2 separate regions of the Homo sapiens genome follow, and region 1 is linked to region 2. Evidence: chromatin loops called from intact Hi-C (ENCODE). Cell type or tissue: heart left ventricle. All regions are shown on one strand. Each heading gives the region's core, and the rest is flanking DNA. Links, peaks and the distances in the headings are about the cores only. Region 1 holds the start of LINC01490 (long intergenic non-protein coding RNA 1490). Region 2 has its middle 130 kb from the start of PPP1R12A-AS2.

Region 1 (8,242 bases), core at 3,858-6,357, 1.2 Mb before region 2:
AGGAGGATTACAATTTCTTTCAGTGACAATCGCAAGTTGCCGGGAAGTAGTTCTGATTGGCCCAACTTAGGTCCGGTGTCCAATCCACCGTGAGCAAGAATTTGTGGTCATGTGGTACACTGTAGTTGCCAGGGGTGGGAAGTGGTGGTGGAAGAGATGTAATAACAAAATTAATGACTTCATTGTGAGCCTGGCAGATACTGCCCTCCAACACCAAAAAAAGAGTCCAGCGTAATACTGTATTCAAGATTCAGAAAAATCCGATGAACTCTCCAAAATCAATTGTATGATTTTGCAGATTGTACTTTTCACAAATGCATCCAGCCAAGAGGGTAAATGGAAGGCTGGTTTGTTAGCCTTGGGTTGTTTATCAGTTTAAAAGAGTGTTTTGTTTTTTAGATTTTCATTGTTTATTTACCCAAAGAGATGCCTTTTGTAATTCATCTGCCCAGAGAGTGTTTGGTTTTTTTTTTTTGTTTGTTGTTTTTTTGTTTTTTGTTTTTTTTTTTCAATCCTTCTGCTGGAGGCAACTTTTTACAATTCAAACAAATGTGACATTGATGATCTAGTAATTTTTACTAAATTAATCTCTAGTTCCTAAAATATTAAGAGCTCTGAATGAACTGTTCTCTCCTACAGTGTTAGAAACACAAAGTCTTAAATTCTACATTTCTTCGGTTTATGTGGATAAAGAGAATCTCTATATCCCTCCACTCTATCTTTCCCACATTGTAGTCATTAGGGGACCAATAAACTGATTCATGTTAAGTCACACGCAGTCAGGAGTCTTGACAAATACAGATCTCTAAGATTGCTTTCTGTAGCATGTATATAATTCTTAGTGCATTATTAATGAAGTCTTAATTCTTAGAGCATGATTTAGGACAAATCACTTAATCTTGCTAGTTAGCCAAAAGAGCAAATGATCAAAGACTGAGCCCACAGTAAAGTATAATCGATTCATGGTAAATCAGCAGTGCTTGAATGCTATGTATAAAATCCATACAGGCAAGAATCTGAAATATTTCTTCGTTTAATTATTCATCCATATCCTAGACTGAAGAAGAAAGCCAGGGGACAATTAGAAGATGGGAACAAACGATTATATAGAAAATCCAGTTCCCAAAGTAGTTCTCCTAATAATTCTGTCCTTTTGAAAATTTAAATTTTGCTCTTCTGTAACAGCAGTATCAAATATTTGGTCATTAGTATATATCTCCTTCATTAAAAATTGATTAAGCCAATATGCTAATCTTTCTCATTGCCTGTACAAGAAAAACTAGTCAGTAGTATGGTTCATTGCCAGTATCAACACAAGCCACCAACTGCAGGACATCCAGCACATCAAAGTGCTTGCAGTGTTTCCTGGGTCTAAAACTAAATCAAGTCCCTTTAATACTCTTTTTTACCTCCTGAATTACAAACACGAATTCTATACTATTTAGATAAATACCTAATTTAGAACCTAGAGAAGCATACAAAACTGTAAGGGAAAGGTTTACTTTTTCCAGCCTTTTGAAGAAACTGGATAGGCCAATAAATAGAGGCCCATCATATTTATATGTTCCAGTAAAATTTGCCTATTGTACTTAAACAAGCTTTTGGATTTACAATTCTCATTTCAAATATACTTTTAGAGCCAGGATAATACTCAACATGGCATTAACAGAATTTCATTTCTTGTTTCATATTGGATAGACTACCGTAGCTGTAATAGGCTTATTGCCTGATGCATACAGCAAGTCAATACACCAAGATGCTGAGCTGGCGCAGAGAAAGAGATTCAATTGTAGGGTCACTGAACAAGGAGATGGGAAGAAGCCTCAAATCCATCTCCCTGAAGAATTTGAGGATAAAATTTTTAAGGGTTTTGGAGTGAACTGAAGTGTGGAGATTGTTGATTGGTCCCAGAGTGCACAGTGAAGTCATGGAATAGGGAGATGAATGAGGTGTATTCTGCTGATCTCACTCTTCTGTGGGGGTCTTCAAACTGGCTGCTGGAATTAGGGGTCTGAAAAACAATCTTGAGTGAAGCAGAAGTAAGGTCTTAAAGAAAAATTGCAAAGATATAAATGTATTTATTTAGAATGAGAATAGAAATCACAAGAAATGAGAAATTTTACAAAATTTAACAAAAGCCTTAAACAAAAGCCTTATGATTCTAATGACAGAGATCCTGTCTGTAGGAACAACGGGGATGCAAATTATTTCTTAAATAGTCTATGACACTCATGTCAGACATCCTCCCTATGGGAGCAGTGGGCATGCAAATCGATTCTTAAACAGCCTATGACCCTAATGTCAGAAATTCTATCTATGGAACAATGAGCATGCAAATGGCCAGTATCTAGTGCTACATGAGTTTTAACAACAAGGAAGTGGGCCAGAGTGCAGCCTGATTAATGCTTAATTATAACTATATTTCTGTCCAGAACTCAACATGCAATTCTTGTGAACTTTGTGGAGATGGTTTCAACATCACAGTATGAAAGATGTCATTATAATACATATTCCTATTAGAAATTTCTGGGCACAGAAAATAATACATGCTACCTTTGTCACAAAATACAAACCTGCTATGTAGGAATCAGACAGCAGTGGCTTGCTTATCTTTCTTGTCCAGTGTCCCTGGTACTAACAGCACCTAGATGATGATGATGATGATGATGATTGTTATTATTTTAACAAGAAATAATTGCATCTTGAGAAATACTAACATCCCATTTCAGAGCAGCCCAGGAAGCACTGTAAATTGAATGAAAACTGAGGAGAGGGGTCTTAGATGAAACTGAGGCTATTAGGTTGTTTAGATTTTGTTTTTTTTATTTTCCTTTCCAGCATGGTTGTGGTAAAGACTTGAAGAGTAGCAAGTTTAAAAGGTGTAAGCAGGTCTGCTACATTAGAGATACAGACATAATTCATTCTGGAGATGGAATGTTAAGAGGGTGGCCTTTTAGTTAATCAAATGCAAAGCCATTACACAGCCTTTATTCTTAGATGAGATTGAATCACAATTGGCAGTGTGTGTGCATGAATGTGTATGTCTGTGACCACACTTTGTAAGTATTGAGAAGGGACCCACAATTGCTAAGAGTTACAGTGGAGGTGTGTATAGGAATAAACTTTTGTTTTGGGGGGCACGAAGCTTATCTGGAGAGAGGCAGAAAATAAGGTTTTTAAGAAAATTTACGAAGATGCAAATGTATTTATTTAGAATGAGAAAAGAAATCACAAGAAATTCAAAATTTTCAGAAGTTGACAAATACAAAAATCCAGAAATACTGCACAATTGCACTTATTAACAACCTTAAAAACACCATAATACTTTTTTCTAACATATGTATTTTTGCTGTATACTCTGAATTGCCTCTTGATATGACATTGATTTTATAATATTTTCCATGGAGAGAATAGAAAGATAATTCAGTCTTTCCTCTAGATTGATCAAAAAAATTTTTTTAATTTGGTAGTTTAGAATAATTTATTATAATTTCGTTACTTATTGTTTGGGATGTCAAATTAAATTTTTAGGATTGCGGATAATTTGGGAAACTCTCTGTCAAGTTTTTGTTTGTTTGTTTTTGAGACAGAGTCCCACTCTGTTGTCCAGGCTGGAGTGCAGTGACACGATAACAGCTCAGTGCAGCCTTGATCTCCCAAGCTCAAGCGATGCTCCTACCTCAGGCCCTCATCCCAAGTAGCTGGGACTACAGGCATGCACCACAATGCCCCGCTAATTTTTGTATTTTTTGTACAAACAGGGTTTCACCATGTTGTCCAGGCTGGTCTCAAACTCCTGGGCTCAAAGGACCTGCCTGCCTTGGCATCCCAAAGTGCTGGGATTACAGGTGTGAGCCACCATGCCTAGCATATTAAGTTCTGTTCATATGAGTCATAGGTTCTGAGGGCAATTTTTGCACAATATTATCAATTTAAGAGAATTCCATGAATTATCTTGGAATTGATAATATTTTTTAAACACTTTGCTATTGATGTTCTCACTGTAGTTGGGATGTATTATGAGTTTTTACATTTTCTTCAGCCAGTATTTCTTGTTAAATCGGCAAGATATTTACATTATTTCCACTTTGTCTGTATGGAACTCTTCCTTTTGATTTCATTGTCAATCCAAGCACTTACTCATTACTCCCATTCAAACTTATCTTTTCCTTTTAATGAGTTATTCTTTTGGATATGATGTGATTTCATTGTGGTTGTTATAATTTACTTCTTGATATCAGAGTAATTTCTATTGATTGTATTATTTATTCTTGTGGTTTTTCTTTTCATATTTCATTAATTTGAATTCTTTTGGTTATATAGTAAATACATTTTAAAATGGCAAAAGAATATCCTTCACATGTATCTACATCAAGAATCTATAATTTCTCTATCGTTTTATTGAAATTTTCCAAACTGTTTTTCTAAATTACAATTAAAATGGAATATCTTCAACACAACTTCCCCTTGTTTCAAAGTCGTAATGCCCAAGGCCATTCTAAGGGAAAGTATGAAGGAAAGCCAGTCATAGTGGAAAATGGTCTTGACAGGATTACATTAAAATTTTTCCTCCTCAGCTTTATTAAGGTATAATTGACAAATGAAAATTATATTAATGTATACAACATGATAATTTGAGATACACATACATTGTATAATAATTACCACAATCAAATTAATTAACACTTTCTTCACCACACAATTACAGCCTCTCCAGTAACTGGGTATACAGGCACGGGCCACTACACCTGGCTAATTTTTAAATTTTTTTTTTTTTTTTTTTTTTTAGAAACAGGGTCTCACTATGTTGCCCAGGCTTGTCTTGAACTCCTAGACTCAGGCAATCCTCCTGCGTAGGCCTCACAAAGTACTGGGATATACACACCAGACCAGGCGTCCATACATTTTTCATGGGCTTGGAGATTTACTTAACTTGCAGGAGAGGAAAAGTAGAGAGGAGAAACTGAAGCAGTAGTTTTCTAGGCAAACCTATCTTTTTCCTTGTGGGGTGTCTGTGTGTGTGTGAAGAGCAGAAAAAAAAAAAAGGAAGAAGAAAACTTTGGTCTTACCACTCCAGCACATTTTCTCTTGCATTTCCAGGAATGATTTTTAATCTTGCTTTCCTCCTTCTTTTTCCCTAACATCAGACCTCCCAGACTACAGCTGCATACACTAGAAAGTAAGCATATTGAAATTTCCCTGTATACGTTATAATAAAAGGAACATTTGGAACCTCAGTTGGATTAAGGAAACAATAACTTAATGCGGGATCCATCTGCTGATAAAATGTGAGGTAACACACTTCTGAATGCCAATTTGAAGGATTTTTTTTTTTTAAGGTTGGGGAAAAAAAAAACCGTTTGAACACTTGAAGTTGCAAATTTTTATCTGACCACCAGGGAGCAGACAAATGCCTTGAAAGAAAGGCTCTTCAATCAAATGAAAAAGTCAAAAACCACAAAAGGAAAACAAATGAAGTGTGTTAATTACCATAAATGAAATGAAAAACGCATTTTTTATTTTGAAAATAAAAAATACCAGAAGGCATATGTTAAAACAAAACATTTCAACCATTTTCCATCTGACTATATTTAAAGGTTTTCTCATCCCTCTATCACTTGGAGGAGGCAATGTCTCCCCTCTTTGAAGGCAAACAAGTCCTACTTAATGGAAAGATGTGCCAATTTACCGTCTACTCCCTGGAATTACTTGACACACGTAAAGAAAGTAAAGGTTGCGAGCTACCATGACAATCTATGGACACAGGCTTCCTTACAAGTTCTCTTTAGTCACAGCAAAGCAAGCTGAAAAAAAGAAGTTGGTTTTCAGTTTAATTTAGTGTGTATAAATGTCAATAAAGACTCAGTTTACTCATTGGCACATTTTAAAGTAAACACCAGTCTGTCAATTATAAAATCAATACAATGGTTGCATAAAATTCTTGATTGTAGGCAATTTTAAGCAAATTATTCTTAATGAACAATACCAGCATGTTATATACTCAATTTCATTTAAAGGAATCACTTCATGTTATAAAAAACCTTCCTTGGTTTTATTTAAACACGCCTTCCCCAGAGGATAGAGTCTTCAGTAAATTTAAGTTAGAAAATTCATCTTTGAAATCTGGGTGTTAGTAACCTCCATTCCCCAGTTTTTAACTCTTACTTCTATAATCCCACCTTCATCTTCCTGGAGTGCCATATATATATGCTTGCTCCTCTCTTCCTCTTAACACCTGTTGTCACAAACACAATTGTGACATAATGACCAGCTTTCAAAGTTGCCCTTCCAAGCACTGACTGCATTTTTATAGAGCTTGAATACTACAGTGAAAGGGTAAAGGTCTAGTGCAGAACTTTAGGCTCAGAATGCGGGGTTTAAATCTCAGCTTTACTACTTAATTAACAAATCACTTAACGTCTCTATAATTTCTTTACCTCTTTTGTAAAATGGGGAAAATAGTTATGGAACCTAACTCATAGGGCTGTTGTGACCCTTAAGTGAGAGAGTGTGTCCGGAATGATATAATCTCTTAATGAATGTTAGTTGTATGTCTTCTTTACAAGGGAGGTTTGTAATTTTTTCATTTTTTAAAATAATTATAATAATTATTATTTTTGAAACAGAGTCTCACTCTGTCGCCTAGGCTGGAGTAGAGTGGTACTATCTTGGCTCACTGCAACCTTCACCTCCTGGCTTCCAGCGATTCTCCTGCCTCAGCCTCCCCAGTAGCTGGGATTACAGGCATGAGCTACCATACCTGGCAATTTTTTGTATTTTTAGTAGAGACAGGGTTTCACCATGTTGTCCAGGATGGTCTCGAACTCCTGACCTCAAGTGATCAGCCCACCTTGGCCTCCCAAAGTGCTGGGATTACAGTTGTGAGACACCGTGCACTGGCACAAGGGAGTTTTTTTTTTTTAAAGCCCCTTCTTTAGTGACTGGAATTATTAGCCCTGGAAGGTTTTCACTTAAACAGGCCAGAGGATTCTGAACTTGGCTATGATTTATTGCCCAGACAGTACTTTAAAAGAACAACTGTGCATGACAATTGTTATGCTGCGTAGCCTTGTGCAATTCATTGAATTGTTTTTACAAATGAACTTCTTAATTTGTAAAGAAAGAATATTGATTAGGCAGACAGATACCATATTTACTGTGGTCTCTAAGCTCCTTCTCAACTAAGAAGTATGAAGGTACAATCTCAGATGATGAATACACATGTCAAACCCAGTACACTCAAAACTGAACTCCTGACCACCCTGCCCCCACATTCAGGGAGTACCCGCATCTTAATTTGTGGCTGCTCCACCCTGCCCCTTGTTTAAGCAATACTTAGTGGAGTGATTCCCCTACTTCACGCGTTCTCTCACACTCACATCCAGTCTGTTAGGAAATTCTGTTGACTCAACCTTCAAGGTATAAACAGTAGCTGCGCCCTTTGCACTGCTTCCATTGCTGTCATTTCAGTCCTGGCCATCATCTCCCACCTGAATCACCATGATAACTTCCTGCTGGTCTTCCCGATTCCAGGTCCCCCAGCCCCCACCTGGCCCCTGCCCTGCCCCAATCTATCCTCAACACAGCAGTTGGTCTCCAAAAGGAGTTGCTGTCTTTAAAGCAACTCCTTTAATAAAAGCATAAGTCAGACTGTGTCACTCCTCTGCTTAGAACCCTGTAATGACCCTTTAGAGTAAAAACAGATTCTTTTAAGAGCCTTCAAGGCTTTTTGTGATCTATCTCTCTCTTACTCCTCTGCCACATGTCCTACTAGCCCCGCTTAGCTCACTCCCCTCCAACCACATTGGCCCCTGAGCTGTTTCTCAGGAACATTGGGTATGTCTACCTTAGGACATTTGAGCTAGCCTTCTCTCTGCTTAGGATACTTTCTTCGAGACAACTGCTGGGCTAATTCCTGCAGATCCTTCAACACTTCGTTGGGATCTTGTTTTCACAGTATGGCCTACTCTATCTACTTTATTTAATATTTTCCTTTGTTCGTCAGTATTTATTAGCTTCCAACATGCATATCTGTGTCTGTATCTGCCCCCTGCACTAGCCCTTCTCTTTCTCTCTTCTGTGCTGCTTATTTTTCATTGTTTCCCTCTTCTGAATTAAAAACTTTACAAAGGCAGAGATTTTAATCTGTTTTATTCATCGGTGTGCCCCCACTTCCTAAAAAACTCAATAAATATTTGCTGAATAATTGAATGGGTGGGAAGGAGGAAAGAGTAATGTGTAG
Region 2 (8,242 bases), core at 2,658-5,157:
ACACAAAAGCTTAAATTTTAAACTAAATATTAATTGAGGAAAAGTAGAAAAGAACAGTGATCAGATAGTCTTAAGATTTGAATTCACCACTTAGAAAAAGGGACTTTGGACATATCATTTCCCTTTCCTGAGCCTCCACTTCCTGATCTTCAAAGTGGTCATAATAATTCCTCTCTTATTTCATGAGGGTGATTTGTGTGTGTGTGTGAATTTGTTTTTATTGGGGAACTGGACATGGTAGGAAATGTCGTCTTGGGCTATGGTATGCCCCGCCTCCCAGAGAATGTCCATTTGCATTCTAATCTTCCTGGGCTTCTTTATGGAACATTTTCTTCTTGGAGCTGCTCTTGCTGCCAGCAGCCTCTTCAGGTCCACTGCTGACAGGCTCCTCTTTGGAGAATTTCGTCTTTTTCTTGGAGACACTTCTGTTGCCTGCCTCTTCGGGGTCATTAACTGTTTCCGTCTTGGGTGAAGACTTCTTCCTCTTGAGAAGACTGGTGCTGCCAGCAGTCTCTTCAAGATCACTACTCATCAACTCCTCCTTGGAAAAAGATTTCTTTTTCTTGGGTTTGGAGAAAGAGATAGATGGGTCTTCTGTTTTCTCCTGAGGAACCTCCTGGGGCTTTTGCTTTTTCTTCTTTTTGGGTTTTTCACTCGTCTCCTCACACCTCTCTGGAGTACTACTGCTGTCAGGGTGATTTTGAGGACCAAAAACATTGTGAACGTTTGTCACATAAGCTGTAACAACATTAGTGACTTATCACTGGTATAAGACCATATGTAGCTATTATATTAGCTCTTTCACATTGTTAGCAAACAAAATTCTTTATTCTTTAGAAGTAAACCTTGACTTCAGAAGGTCTAAAATCCCTTGGATTAAAAGAATCTAAAAGCTACTCGTTGCCAAAATTAAAGGGGATGTTTTAAATTCAGCTTCCAAATTACCAAAAAATAAAAGCAGATAAAAACTAAAGTTTATGTTCACAGATTTTACAACATACAGAAAAAATCCTGTGGTAATGGGAGACTGGCTTCAGTGCAGAACTGAGCACCAGAAAGCAAATACTCTCCTGAAGTTTCTGCTGTTGTTAAAACTCATGACTATGAGAGGTCTATGTATAATTGTTGAATGAATGAATGAGCGAACGAATGATGAGTGAATGTGAATGCATCTGCTTCTCTGTTGGCTGCTTTTCCTGTTAGGAGACTTGATCTTTTAGCATTCAAATTCCACAAGAAACATCTTAAGCAAGTTATGTCTTTGGGTGAATTTGTTTCCAGGCTTGCATGTGTTTTTCACATTCTTTTTTTGGCCTGCAGTCTTACTCTGTGACCCCTTTCGTAGCTTCCAGTAGGTCATTCAGTTGGGACCCAAGGAAGTCAGTAAATTAAACTTGATTTGTAATGGAATACATAGGGTGTGTGGCTTGGATTAGAATCAAATTAGGTTTGGCTAATCTTATTTTGGTTTAATCTATGTGGGAAAGAATAGAACTAGAGGAAAAACAAATAAACAGAAAATAGGGAAACTATTCTTGTATAATGATAAGCAATTTTTGTAAGGAATAGTTCAGGGCCAAAACCTAACTTATTTTTATTGGAAGCCTGGGGACAAGATTCAGCAGAGGAATTTAAATTAGTTTCTCCAGTCATCATAGTTGGTATTTACTTTTCTAGCTTTCCCAAGCCAGGATCTCTAGGCTTTTAAAATGTGGATGCTCTATAGAGAAGGCACATTATTATTAATATAGTTCATGTTTTCAAATTTTTTCCAGGGCTCTGGAAATGGATAAGCCCAGTTTTTGGAAACCTTAGCAAATAGGCAGGCAAAAAACATTCTGATGCTGAGTTTATAGTTGAATTATCCAGACTTGGTCTTGAATTTCTCATGCAGGCCTAAGTAGAAGAAATGTTGAGAAAGTGCAGAAAGGTTCTATACTAATAATTTCTTTAAGGTGATCTTTTTTCCCCTCTTCAGTTATTTGCAGCTTGCAAGGTGTTAGACCATGGAAGATTTAACCTTGGTGTTCAGAGTTCAGGAAATCTCCTCTCTGACCTGGGTGAGCACATTTGAATAAAAAGGGAAATTTCTTCAAAGCTACTGGGGAAGGAAGAAGCAAGTGAAGCCATAAAGAGTGAGAGCCCTTTAATTTAGAGTTCTCACTGGGGCCTGGAGAAAATCATGAATGAGAATCCTTCTTGAAGAGAATTCCCTGTGATTGCTTAGTTAGTGCTTACAAAAGAAAGACTCAAGACTAAACATTCAGAAGGTGCTGGAATGTAATAACATTTGTTCCTGACAATTGAATTTCCTCTCTCATGGAAGTCATTGTTTTGCTCATTTAATAGAGAAAACTGAGTTTCAGTTAAAAGGGGGAAAAGTCATTACATTATTTCTAATTTTACATATTTTGACCTGTGGATTAAAGGTCTGAATTAAGGTCAAAAGACATCCGGAGATACAGAATTTTCCCCATACTTGACAGGGTTCTGAGCACCATCTTCCATTGATGTTGGCTTTATTTTCCTGAGCCCATAATAGAGGGGAATAATAATGGCTTTTCACCTGTCTAAAGCAGATGACTAGACCAAATGATTTTATACAGTTGTTTTTGGCATTCAGGTTGATTCCAAAGTAGCAAATGAATTATGGCTTTGGTTATTTTTCCAGGGGCAAATCTAGTTGGTAGCAATCTTTTAAAAGTATAAATAACTTTTGACTGCTACCACAATACTTAAGTATTTTTAAAATTATTTTGTTATATTTTCGACATATAAAATGATTTTCTAAACACACACTGTAGATATAGGTTTGTAAAATAAGAAAGGTCCAAGTACCCACAGGCCAGTGCAAAAAGTAAACAGGATAGCATCATTTGATTCTGTTTTGGAATAAAATGTTATTTCATTTGTTCATGTCTGATTTTCTCAGATGGCTGTTTTTATTTGTTTTTTGTTTTTTGAGACAGAGTCTCGCTGTCACCCAGGCTGGAGTGCAATGGCGTGATCTCGGCTCATTGCAACCTCCGCCTCCCGAATTCAAGTGATTCTCCTGCCTCAGCCTCCTGAGTAGTTGGGATTACAGGTGCCCACCACTACACCTGGCTAATTTTTGTATTTTTAGTAGAGACGGGGTTTCTCCATGTTGGTCAGGCTGGTGTCGAACTCCTGACCTCTGGTGACCGCCTGCCTTGGCCTCCCAAAGTACTGGGATTATAGGCATGAGCCACCGCCCCCAGCCTGTTTGATTTTTGAAATGAGATCTTAAAATGTAAATTTACTGGCTCAGGTGTCATTGATAATGTTTAACTTAAAACAATCATTGCTAATGGGAAAATGGCTAGATAAAATTAGCCATGTTCTAATCAGTGATCTTTTGAAAATGTTTATAAAAACATGGACACATGCAGATGCCTTAAATATTTTTTGAAACAGAGATGTTTGACTAAAGCAGATTTGAAAGTGCTCCCATTGTTAGAGTTTAAAAGGGAGGATATAAAGTTGCATATCTGATAAAATCACAACTAATAATTGTAGTAGGAAGAATTAAACATTTGTCCATATGTCTCAGTAATACAATCCCCTTTCCTTTTTCTACCTGTCATATTTTCAAAATTTTATTGAGCATGTTTGTTATGATGAAAAAGTACTCATTTATTTTTAAAAATAGAGTTGCTGCCATTTTTATGATGTTCAAATTGCTGTAGCCTTTATTCCAGTTGGATTTTTAGTGTGCTTCTGCCACCTTGTGCTTTCTGAAATCCACTGCAGTGATTAGCAAAGAAGGAAACAAACTTAACAAGGTTATTTCTTTGGGGTTAAATATTACTTCATAGTATGGGAGGAGGGGGAGAGGGATACATGAAAGATATAAAATGTGTGTGTGTGTAGAGAGAGAGAGAGAAATCTTTCCAAAGTTCTGACGATTGTTTACTATATTAGATCAGTGTTAACATTATATTTTATCTCTAGGAACTGCATCCTGGTTAAGGAGGAGACTAAAGACTGGGTTTTAGCGCTGATAGTAATCAACTCCTTCAGATAGGTTTTAAAACACATTTTGATACCTTCGATCCTTGCCTGTTTTTAAACTGTTTCTGTCTGCATAAAAACCTGAACAAAACACTTGTACCTAGAAAGCTCTAGGTAGCTTTTAAAACATGTTTCTTTACATTAAATGGCCTGCTGTGTTAACATGAACTCTTTCCACATTATCATTCCAGACAACATTCCATTTGTTCAGAGCATCAAACTATTTATATGGTCTGCTGCCTTGCAGTTATGCTGATTCTAGAAAGGAGAGCCTTTACCTGGAACTTTGGCCTTCCTGCTTGAGCATAAACAAGCCTGATTTGATGACTTGTCTGAGGAGCTCTCAGATCTTTCCTTTTAGGAATTAATTTAAATAAGTCTAACTTTTTGGTTTTGTTTGTTTGTTTGTTTTTGAGACAGCGTTTCACCCTTGTCACCCAGGCTGGAGTACAATGGCGTGATCTTGGCTCACTGCAATCCCCGCCTCCCGGGTTTGAGCAGTTTTCCTGCTTCAGCCTCCTGAGTAGTTGGGGTTACAGTCACCTGCCACCATGCCTGGCTAATTTTTGTATTTTTAGTAGAGACAGGGTTTCACCTTGTTGACCAGGCTGGTCTCAAACTCCTGACCTCAGGTGATCCACCTGCCTTGGCCTCCCAAAGTGCTGGGATTACAGGCATGAGCCACTGCGCCCAGCCCTAAATACATTTGGCTTTGAAATGGTATTTTAAGGAACCATGGATACAAATAACTTATGTTTGTCAACTAGCAAATACCTATTTCTAGGAAAATATGGAATAGTCCTCCTAGCTCACTAAAATTTTGACAGTAGCAGGCCTCACCCTTTGGTGTCATGCTTGCATTGAAGAATTATGATTGTGAGAGGTGACAACGTGCTAGCAGCCCTCCCTTGCTCTCAGCACCTCCTCAGCCTCGGTGTCCGCTCTGGCCACACTTGAGGAGCCCTTCAGCCCATCGCTGCACTGTGGAAGCCCCTCTCTGGGCTGGCTGAGGCCGGAGCCGGCTCCCTCTGCTTGCAGGGAGGTGTGGAGGGAGAGGCCCAGGCAGGAACCGGGGCTGCACGTGGCGCTCACAGGCCAACGTGAGTTCTGGGTGGGTGCAGGCTCAGTGGGCCCCGCACTGGGAGCGGCGGGCAGCACCGCTGGCCCTGAGCAATGAGGGGCTTAGCAACCAGGCCAGCAGCTGCAGAGGGGTCACCGGCTCCCCCAGCACTGCCAGCCTGCCCGTGCCATGCTCAAATTCTTGCTGGGCCTCAGCTGCCTCCCTGTGGGGCAGGGCTCAGGACCTGCAGCCTGCCATGCCCGAGTCCCTGGCCTGAGCCTCCCCAATGGGTGCCACTCCCTGCTCCACAGCGCCCCGTCCCATTGACTGCCCAAGGGCTGAGGAGTGCAGGTGTGTGGCGCGGGACTGGCAGGCATCTCCACCTGTGGCCCTGGTGCAGGATCCACTAGGCGAAGCCAGCTGGGCTCCTGAGTCGGATGGGGACTTGGAGAACTTTTATGTCTAGCTGGAGGATTGTATATGCACCAATCAGCACTCTGTGTCTAGCTCGGGGTTCATGGATGCACCAATCAGCACTCTGTACCTAGCTAATCTGGTGGGGACTTGGAGAACTTTTAGGTCTAGCTTGAGGATTGTAAATGCACCAATCAGCACTTTGTGTCTGGCTCAAGGTTTGTAAATACACCAATCAGCACCCTGTGTCTAGCTCAAGGTTTGTGGATGCACCAATCAGCACTCTGTATCTAGCTAATCTGGTGGGGACTTGGAGAACTTATATGTCGAGCTAGAGTATTGTAAATGCACCAGTCAGCACTCTGTGTCTAGCTCAGGGATTGTAAACGCACCAGTCAGCACCCTGTGTCTAGCTCAAGGTTTGTAAATGCACCAATCAGTGATCTGTGTCTAGCTAATCTAGTGGGAACTTGGAGAACTTTTACATCTAGCTAGAGGATTGTAAATACACCAATCAGCACTCTGTCTGGCTCAGGGATTGTAAACGCACCAATCAGCACCCTGTCAAAACAGACCAATCAGCTCTCTGTAAAATGGACCAATCAGCAGGATGTGGGTGGGGCCAAATAAGGCAATAAAAGCTGGCTGCCCCAGCCAGCAGGGGCAACTCAGTCCGGACCCTTTCCACACTGTGGAAGTTTTGTTCTTTTGCTCTTGGCAATAAATCTTGTTGCTGCTCACTCTTTGGGTCTGCACTGCCGTTATGAGCTCTAACACTCACCGTGAAGGTCTGCAGGAGGCCAGCAAGACGATGAACGCACCGGGAGGAATGAACAACTCCAAACGAGAGGAACGAACAACTCTAGACGGACCGCCTTAAGAGCTGTAACACTCACCGTGAAGGTCTGCAGCTTCACTCCTGAAGCCAGCGAGACCACGAACCCACCAGAAGGAAGAAACTCCAGACATGTCCGAACATCAGAAGGAACAAACTCCGGACACGCCATCTTTAAGAACTGTAACACTTACCACGAGGGTCCGCGGCTTCATTCTTGAAGTCAGCGAGACCAAGAACCCACCAATTAGGAACACAATTGTAACTATAGGATTGTGATGCAAAGAGTACAGAGACTACATTTATTGAGCACCTACTAAAGGGCAGGCCTGGTGCAAGGCTTTTTTACATCTGTAATCACATATAATCCTTAGCACAAAACTGAGATATGTTACTATCTTCCTAATTTCACATTCAAAAAACTGAGATCAGAGGTTAAGTATATCTTATCACATAAGCTTGGAAATGGCAGGGCAGGAATTTGAACTTAGGTGCTTCTGACTCAAATCCATACTCTTACAGTAGACTATCTCTCTGTTGCACATGGTGAGGATCTTTATGTTCATTGTGGAGGGAAAAGGGAGCCCAAGTCTAGAGATTGAGTATAAAGTTTGGGCCAAAAGCAGGAGTAGAGTCTGCTGGAAGACTCGCTAGCAGCCTTAGCATTGGCACCACCTCCTTACTAAAACCACATCTTGCTTCCTGGCAGAGCCTAGTACTGTTATAGTTGGCAGAGCATTACAGGGAGCTTGGAAGAACTTCCCCGGTACCTTCCAATTTTCCCTATTTGGTCAGTTCAGACTTGCGTTAGTGCAATAACCTCCTAACCAATCTCTTGGCCCCTATGCTTGCTTTACCTCCAGTCTGTTCTTCGCGTTGCACTTAGAACAACCTTTCCGAAGAACAGACCAGATCTTGTCATTCCTGTGCTTTAGCTCTTTCAAGGGTTTCCTGTTATAATTAGGATAAAGTAGAAATTCTTTAGCATGGTTGGTTTGCTCCTTCTATCCCTAGCCTTACTTCTCTCCACTGTGAACACCATGTTTCAGCCCAGCAGGACCACTATTCCTCCAAATGTACCATGTGCTCTCTCCCCTCTGCCGTGGGCATATTCTGCTGTTCCTTTAACATTGATCCATTCTTCCTCCTTTTCCTTCTTACTCCTACTTGTCTTCTGTGATCACTGCTTAAAAGTCATTTTTTTCAGAAAGCTTTTCTGAACCTCTTCTCCAACACTACCCCCACACATGTAGACTAGCACGCTCTAATATGGCCATCATCTTATTGTATTATAATTACCTTGTCTTATTGATATAATTTACATAACATAAAAGTCACTCTTTTAAATTGTACAATTCAGTGGTTTTTAATATATTTACAAGGTTATGCAATCACTATATAATTTGAGAACATTTTCATCACTCCTAAAAGAACCCACATACACACCCATTGACAGCCACTCCGTGTTTCCCCTTCCCCCAATCCCCTGACAATTATTAATCTACTTTTTATCTCTATTTATTTCCCTAGTCTGGACATTTTATGTGAATAGAATCATACCATATTTGTCCCTTTGTGTCTGTCTTCTTGCACTAAATATGTTTCTAAGGTTCATCCATGTTGTATTATGTATCAGTACTTCATTTCATTTTATGGTTGAAATATTCCATTGTATGTATGTACCACATTTTGTATATCCATTCGTCAGCTGATGGACATTTGGATTGTTTCCACTTTTTGAGTATTAATAAATAATGCTTCTATTAACATTTGTGTACAAGTTTTTGTATGGCCATGTTTTCAATGGTCTTGAGTATGTACCTAGCAGTGACACTGCTACATTGTATGGTTATTCTGATTCTGTATTGAGCTTTTGGAGGACTTTTCTAGAGTAGCCGCAT

The links. Peaks named below come from ENCODE experiments on the same cell type or tissue, not always from the same donor. Only the 100,000 strongest peaks of a DNase experiment are listed, where the experiment ranks them.
Region 1: a loop joins it to region 2, with 4 times the contacts of the local background. A loop is called at or near these places in 3 of 110 quality-filtered maps.

Annotation. Positions count from the first base shown.
Region 1 is chr12:80,761,152-80,769,393 of GRCh38, reverse strand. It overlaps LINC01490 (long intergenic non-protein coding RNA 1490), which reads right to left and starts at 6,240. Exons shown (of 3, transcript NR_120470.1): 1 at 6,166-6,240; 2 at 2,574-2,644. In heart left ventricle, for the core only: a CTCF peak has its summit at 5,401 (motif pointing right); no DNase peak of the experiment used is centred there.
Region 2 is chr12:79,551,228-79,559,469 of GRCh38, reverse strand. It overlaps the pseudogene NOP56P3. Among named protein-coding and RNA genes, the nearest start is that of PPP1R12A-AS2, 130 kb to the left of the region's middle. In heart left ventricle, for the core only: a CTCF peak has its summit at 3,748 (motif pointing left); no DNase peak of the experiment used is centred there; H3K27ac peaks cover 195 bases.